2 separate regions of the Homo sapiens genome follow, and region 2 is linked to region 1. Evidence: read pairs that join two places in POLR2A ChIA-PET (ENCODE). Cell type or tissue: Panc1. All regions are shown on one strand.

The links. Peaks named below come from ENCODE experiments on the same cell type or tissue, not always from the same donor. Only the 100,000 strongest peaks of a DNase experiment are listed, where the experiment ranks them.
Region 2: POLR2A ChIA-PET joins it to region 1 with 13 read pairs; 14 of 35 experiments call an interaction of 5 or more read pairs at or near these places.

What each region holds. Positions count from the first base shown.
Region 1 is chr19:48,271,028-48,275,027 of GRCh38, reverse strand. It overlaps ZNF114 (zinc finger protein 114), which reads right to left. Exons shown (of 6, transcript NM_153608.4): 2 at 3,579-3,783; 3 at 3,200-3,301. It overlaps ZNF114-AS1 (ZNF114 antisense RNA 1), which reads left to right and starts at 3,196. Exons shown (of 3, transcript XR_936008.4): 1 at 3,196-3,412. RefSeq lists enhancers at 2,694-3,199, 3,200-3,706. In Panc1, a CTCF peak has its summit at 3,721; no DNase peak of the experiment used is centred here; H3K4me3 peaks cover 1,152 bases; H3K27ac peaks cover 844 bases.
Region 2 is chr19:48,205,460-48,209,459 of GRCh38, reverse strand. It overlaps CARD8 (caspase recruitment domain family member 8), which reads left to right. Exons shown (of 14, transcript NM_001184900.3): 14 at 1-1,374. It overlaps LOC124904734 (a long non-coding RNA gene), which reads right to left. Exons shown (of 2, transcript XR_007067282.1): 2 at 2,185-2,275. Among named protein-coding and RNA genes, the nearest start is that of ZSWIM9, 37 kb to the right of the region's middle. In Panc1, no CTCF peak of the experiment used is centred here; no DNase peak of the experiment used is centred here.

The sequences.
Region 1 (4,000 bases):
TGGGATCACAGGCGTGAGTCACCGTGCCTGGCCAGGTCTAACTTTCAACGACACAAGGAACAACCACACAAATGCACAGGCGTGGACGTTCTGCCATTCTGACTACCCAGGGACTCCAACTAGTAAATGTCATGAACAAAGGGAGGCAAGTTCGAGGGTGTGAGCCCTGGAAGAGAAACGCACACAATGTGTTTGCATCCTGCCTAAAGAAACATAACTCTAGGCCAGGCGTGGTGGCTCACGCCTGTAATCCCAGCACTTTGGGAGGCCGAGGCGGGCAGATCACCTGAGGTTGGGAGTTCGAGGTCAGCCTGACCAACATGGAGAAACCCCATCACTACTAAAAATGCAAAATTAGCCCGGCATGGTGGCACATGCCTGTAATCCCAGCTACTAGAGAGGTTGAGGCAGGAGAATTACTTGAACCTGGAAGGCAGAGGTTGCGGTGAGACGAGATTGCACCACTGCACTCCAGCCTGGATAACAAGAGAAAAACTCTGTCTCAAAAAAAAAAAAAAAAATATATATATATATATATATATATAAAAGTTTTTTTCTATTAAAACAAAACAAAAACAAACCCCCAAAACTCTTCCTGCTCCAAATGTGACATCTGATGACCGTTTAATGACTGTGGTCAACTTAAATAGTATAAGATGAGTCATTTGTTCATAAAATGTTAGAATGCCATAAAATCTACAACTTACATGATATTTGGAAGAAACTTGATGGCAAGTTCCCTCAATTTGAGGACAAATCTAAACGTTTACATGACACTGTCAGCAATGAATTGCGGACTCAAAACTTTTCTAAACCATTAATAATTTAAAAATTAAATTAATCATATGAGAAAAAGCTGAATTTATATATAGACACTCACACATAAATATATGTGTGTATATATTTATATATATGTGTGTGTGTATGCATTTATATATATACATGTATAAAAATATATATACATATATATTGGCCAGGCACGGTGGCTCACGCCTGTAATCCCAGCACCTTGGGAGGCCGAGGTGGGCGGATCACGAGGTCAAGAGATCAAGATCATCCCGGCTAACACGGTGAAACCCCGTCTCTACTAAAAATACAAAAAATTAGCCGGGCGTGGTGGCGGGCGCCTGTAGTCCCAGCTACTCGGGAGCCTGAGGCAGGAGAATGGCGAGAACCCGGGAGGAGGAGCTTGCAGTGAGCCGAGATAACGCCACTGCACTCCAGCCTGGGCGACAGAGCGAGACTCCGTCTCAAAAAAAAAAAAAAAAAAGAAAAGCCCCACTGTTGCCTGGGGGATCCAAGTCACTTTGACACAGAAGCAAGCCTGTGCAACTCAGGGGCTGAGCTGTAAATAAGAGTTTTTGAGACACAACATTCCACGTCTATCTTGACCTTATAGTTCCCAAGGAAACAGCCACACCTGATGATAACCCCATTACACGCATCTCAGCTGTAAGCCTACCTAAGAAGATAAAACCGCCTATTTCAATTTAAGTTTCCCTGAATTCCGTCCTTTCCCCAATACAATTGGAGCGCCGGTTCTGACCCTAGTAACCTCAGACACATCAGCTCAGGACAGTAGTTTAAAAAAAAAAAAAACAGAAAAGAAAAGAAAAAGAAAAACAACGCATCATTGTGAGTCAGCTCAGGTGAGCAGGCTGAGGTTGGCTTTTGCCTGATTGTCCATGACGAAGATATACCTGGCTGATGAAACACATTCCCACCTTTGCCCTGAGTTCCAGTAAATCAGACCTCACCGGAGCGGATTAGTGATAAAAATGCATCTTGTTCCGACCGTGGGGTTTGATCCTGACACCTTCACACCACTCTCCTTGCAGCTTGTCCTTTTTATATATTTCCTCTGCTGAGGTCTCAGTTCCCATAAAAGACCATGTTCAGCACACGGAACTCAAACCCTCAAAGCTCTTTATCTGGCCAGGCGCTGTGGCTCACGCCTGTAATCCCAGCCCTTTGGGAGGCCGAGGCGGGCAGATCACGAGGTCAGGAGCTCGAGACCATCCTGGCTAACGCGGTGAAACCCCGTCTCTACTAAAAATACAAAAAATTAGCCGGGCGCGGTGGCGGGCGCCTGTAGTCCCAGCTACTTGAGAGGCTGAGGCAGGAGAATGGCGTGAACCCGGGAGGCGGAGCTTGCAGTGAGCAGAGATCGCGCCACAGCGCTCCAGCCTGGGTGACAGAGCGAGACTCCCTCTCAAAAAAAAAAAAAAAAAAAAAGCTCTTTCTCGTAAGAAACCAGTGCATCCTGCACGTCTGGCCCTGCCCAGGACTTTTCAGTTCACCCTCATCACAACAGGCTCCAATCCAATACTTTTTTTTTTTTTTTTTTTTTTTTTGAGAGAGAGTCTTGCTCTGTCGCCCAGGCTAGAGTGCAGTGGCACGATCTCGGCTCACTGCAACCTTCACCTCCCAGGTAGAAGCGATTCTCCTGCCTCAGCCTCCCAAGTAGCTAGGATTACAGGCGCTCGGCTCACTGCAATCTCCACCTCCCAGGTTCAAGCGATTCTCCTGCCTCAGCCTCCCGTGTAGCTAGGATCACAGGCGCCCGCCACCATGCCCGGCTAATTATTATTATTATTATTATTTATTTTTTTTTTTGAGACAGAGTCTCCCTCTGTCGCCCAGGCTGGAGTGCAATGGCTCGATTTCGGCTCACTGCAACCTCCACCTCCCGGGTTCAAGCGATTCTACTGCCTCAGCCTCCTGAGTAGCTGGGATTACAGGCGCATGCCACCACGGCCAGCTAATTTTGGTATTTTTAGTGGAGATGGGGGTTTCACCATGTTGGCCAGGCTGGTCTCGAACTCCTGACCTCAGGTGATCCGCCCACCTCGGCCTTCGAAAATGCTGGGATTACAGGCGTGAGCCACCGCGCCCGGCCAGCTCCAATACTTTCATGGATGCAAAGAACACAACCCCTGCAACCGCTGCATGCGGGCATCTCTGCTGCCCAAGCCCGGGGACAGGCGCTTTCGCAACGCTGCAGCACGGTATGGGGGAAGCGCCCTTCTCCCTGGGCCAAGGTGAAGGGCGCGCTCGGGGTCTGAACACGTGGGTCATTCGTGCCTTCCCCTTTCCTCCCGGAAGGGTAGAGACAATGAGGCTTTTGCAGACAGCAACTCTCAAGTCCCTGGGCCCCGGCCCGGTCCCGCCCTTAGTACGGACACTCAGGCACACTTACTCTTCCACTAGCTCCGGCTTCCAGATGTCTCTGTCGGTGGCGCAGCCCAAAAGCGCGCGCAGCCCAGGAGCGTCTCGGAGCTGCACCAGGATGGGGATCAAACTGTTGAAATAAATCAACCTAACGAGGCCGCCAGGAAGGACCGACTACAGAGATTCGTCCTGCCCAGACATTTTGTACTCGCTTCTTGACCCCTTCCTCAAAATGGACGGTGTAAGGGACCAGGGGGAGGAGAGGGGAGCCGAGCAGGCAGGGGATCCCAGCGCCCGCACTCCTGCCTGCCCACCCCCGTCCCACCCCCCGCCCCCGGGACCCGATCGACCCGACCCCAGAGTCTGACCCCCACGACCAGTAGATTGACATTTCCTGTAGAACTTACTCCCCAGGCACTCCTGATCCAAGCAGGAAACCCCAGCCTTGGGTCCTCGCTGTCGCCTCCGCCCGCGCCACCGTTCCTAGGCTCTCCAGCTGGGAAGCGCGCTCTCTGCGCAGCCAACGCGCCTCCTTGCGGGCTCCGGAGACTCCGGCCGCTTGCTGGCTTCCTGCATTTCCCAAGGAAAGAAGGCTTTTTTTTCCCCTCAGTACTGTAAAAGGGCGGAAACAGACAGGTTGGGGAGTCTCCAGTTTCTCTCTTGTCCCCATTTTTATGTTTTTGCTACCACTCCCCCCCATCCGTTGACTAGCGGCTAAACCGCAAGGCTCCCGTCGCCTACCCTTGAAATGATTTTTTTCTTCCTTCCTTCCTTTCTTTTCTTTCTTTCTTTTTTTTTTTTGAGACGGAGTCTCGCTCTGTCGCCCAGG
Region 2 (4,000 bases), 66 kb after region 1:
CTGTGTCGTCCCACTGAGTGCATTCACCACCTTTTAAATTTTGGTCACTGTATGTATCAGTTCTAAAATTTCCATTTTGTTCTCTATATTTTAAATTTCTTGCCTTATATTCTATTTTCCTGCAAATGTGTCAGCATTTGCTTGTTTGAGCTTTTTTTTTTTCAAGACAGGGTCTCAACTCTGTTACCCAGGCTGGAGTGCAGTGGTGCGATCTCAGCTCACTGCAACCTCTGCCTCCTGGTTCAAGCGATTATTGTGCCTCAGCCTCCAGAGTAGCTGGGATTACAGGCATGCACCACCACAGCCCAGCTAATTTTTTGTATTTTTAGTAGAGACAGAGTTTTGCTATGTTGGCCAGGCTGGTTTTGAACTCCTGGCCTCAAGTGATCCACCCACCTCAGCCTCCCAAAGTGCTGGGATTACAGGCCACTACACCTGGCACATTTGAGTATTTTTTTTTTTTTTTTTTTTTTTTTGAGATGGAGTCTCGCTCTGTCATCTAGGCTGGAGTGCAGTGGTGTGATCTCAGCTCACTGCAGCCTCTGTCTCCCGGGCTCAAGCGATTCTCTTGCCTCAGCCTCCTGAGTAGCTAGGACTACAGGTGCATGCCAACACGCCCGGCTAATTTTTTTTTAAAAATATTTTTAGTAGAGACAGGGTTTCACCATTTTGGCCAGGATGGTCTTGATCTCCTGACCTCATGATCCACCCGCCTCGGCCTTCCAAAGTGCTGGGATTACAGGCATGAGCCACCGTGCCTGGCCTCATTTGAGTATTTTTATAATGTCTCTTTTAAAGTCTTTGTCAGATAATTTCACTGTACATGTTATTCAGTGTTTGGTGTCCACTGAGTTGTCATTTGCCAGACAAGTGGAGATTTTTGCAGCTCATCCTTGTATTCTCAGTAGTTCCGATATGTACCCTCGAAATGTGAATGTTATCTTATGAGACTCTGTTTTATTTGTATCCAACAGAAGATGTTTATTATTTATTTGGCTTTCTGTGAACTGAGGTCTTAATATCAGCTCATTTTAAAAGTCTTTGCAGTGGTATTCGGATCTATCCTGTGTGTGCCTATGAGATTGGGTGCAGTGTATCCTGTTAGCTCCATTCTCAGGGCGTTTGAATGTGAATTAGGACCAGCGCAATGAATGCTCAAGTTGGGGTTGGGCGTTAGAATTCATAAAAGTCTTTATATGCTCAGATTCTGCAGCTCCATCCTCTTCATGATTGTGATCGTAAGGACAGTGGAATTTTGCAGTTGTCTATACCTTATCTTGAAGTAGAACTAAATTGTTACATTTGAAGAATGTACTTCATAAATTTACAAAAATAAAAAAATAGGTTAATGTTATTAAAACAAAAAGGCACACATTTTTAGAAGTTAAATTGATTTATTTGAGGATGCTAAATTAAAAATAGAAGGCCGGATGCAGTGGCTCACGCCTGTAATCCCAACACTTTGGGAGGCCGAGGTGGGTGAATCAGATGAGGCCAGGAGCTCGAGACCAGCCTGGCCAACATGGTGAAACCCCGTCTCTACTAAAATTACAAAAATTAGCCGGGCATGGTGGTGCATGTCTGTAATCCCAGCTGCTCGGGAGGCTAAGGCATGAGAATCACTTGAGCCTGGGAGGCAGGGGTTGCAGTGAGCCAAGATCACACCACTGCACTCCAGCCTGGCTGACAGAGTCTCATTCTGTCTCAAAAAAAAAAAAAAAAAAACAGAAAAACAACAATAAAAAAGAAGAAGTTCATTAGAATGAAGCTACTAAGAAGAAGATGTAAATATCAGGTGATATTTATAATACATAAAAATGATTCAACATGAGTAAACAAACAGAAAACTCCTTGTGAAAAATGGGCAAACGTTATGAGTAAAATGTTACAGTTTGTAAATCGCAATGGACAATGAACAAAAGTAGAATTTCATACGTCTAGTTATCAGAAACCTCATTAAAAGCCATAAAAATACTACATTTTATATTCATCAAACTTCCATTTATTAAGAAGTCAGTAATGCCTACTACTGGTGAGTATATGGAGCACAAATGTAAGTTCTGCTGTTGGTTAGGTAATGCTTGATTTTGGAAATTAATCTGAAGTTACACAGTGAAGTTAAAGGTATGTATACTACCTTATCCTGCTCAGGTTGCCATAACAAAATACCATGGACTCAGTGGCTTAAAGAGTAAAATTTTATTTCTTACAGTTCTCAGGCTGGGAAGTCCTAGATAAATATTTGGCCAATTCAGCATGGTTTTTTTTTTCTTTTCTTTTCTTTTTTTTTTTTTGAGACAGAGTCTCTCTGTCGCCCAGGTTGGAGTGCAGTGGCGTGATCTCGGCCCACTGCAACCTCCGCCTCCCGGGTTCAAGTGATTCTCCTGCCTCAGCCTCCTGAGTAGCTGGGATTACAGGTGCCCACCACCACGCCCAGCTAATTTTTGTATTTTTAGTAGAACAGAGAGGAGAAGGTTAGGGGTGAGTCAGAGGAAGTACGAGAGCAATCGCTAAGAGATAAGGTCGAACTTTAGGAGCCAGGAAAGCCTCCACACTTGTCACCCCACACATCAGGGCTGTCCAACAGAACTTTCTGCAGTGATGGTGTTACCCTATGGAAGGTCCTGACTGTGAGTTGTTAGGGTTCTTGGTGTGTGGAACAAAGAATTGAACAAAATGCACAAACAAAGCAACAAAAGAGCGGAGTAACGAAAGCACAGATTTATGGAAGTGAAAGTACACTCCAGAGTCGGAGTGGGCTTGAGCAAGTAGCTCAAGAGCCCCTGACTGCAGTGCTCTTTAGAGTTTTCATTAAGCTAAAAGAATTTGGTAACACCCCTAGGTGCCCTTTAGAGGCCTCCAGTTGGTTACACCCTATGAAGGATTGGCCCGTGACCAATCAAGAGGCTGAAGTGGAGACTTCTGTCTTGTTATCACAGGAGTGAGGATGTGGCCTGGATGCTGCCCAATCTTGCCTAGAACTGGCTGCACCTGCTTGTGCCTTAACCCTTGGTTACCCTAAATCCCTGTTATCCAGACTCATTGGGACTGCTCTAGATCTTCACTATCCAATACGGTAGGCGCTTCCTGAAATGTGCTGAGTTTTATTTCATTATAATTAATGTAATGCACCCACATGTGGCTAGCTGCTACTGTTCTATTGAAATGCAACTATACAACTTCCCATAATGTTTCAAAACACCAAACTCTTCTGTAACTCCCCCAGTCTCCCAAAACATCTTATAAAAATCCTAGAACAACTGGCTGGGGGCGATGGCTCACGGCTGTAATCCCAGCACTCTGGGAGGCTGAGGCGGGTGGATCACTTGAGGTTAGGAGTTCGAGACCAGCCTGGCCAACGTGGTGAAACCTCGTCTCTACTGAAAATACAAAAATTAGCCAGGCATGGTGGCGCACACCCGTAATCCCAGCTACTTGGGAGGCTGAGGCAGGAGAATTGCTTGAACTCAGAAGGTGGAGGTTGCAGTGAGCCAAAATTGCACCACTGCACTCCAGCCTGGGTGACAGAGTGAGACTCTGTCTCAAAAAATAAAAATAAAAATCCTATAACAACTGCACAATGCTCAAACGGCCCAATTCCCTACCTTTCCTTTTATACCTTACTACTACTCTCTTGTTGCTCCCATCATGCCTCACTCCCTACTCACATTTCCCAGACGGAGGTTACATGTGATATGGCAGCTGAGAGCCCAGACTCTGGGGCCCGATTGTGTGGGTCCAAATTCTGGTTCTAACACCTCTGGCCAAGTTATTTAACCTCTCTGTGGTGCAGTTTCCTCATCTGTAAAATGGGGGTGTGACAGTAACGCTACCTCATAGGAATGTTGGGATGCCTCAACAGCACTCATGTAAAGCAGAGATGGGTACAAGTAGCTTTATTATATATTATCTGTTTAACAATTGTATATGGGCCAGGCGCAGTGGCTCACGCCTATAATCCCAGCACTTTGGGAGACTGAGGTGGGTGAATCTCTTGAGG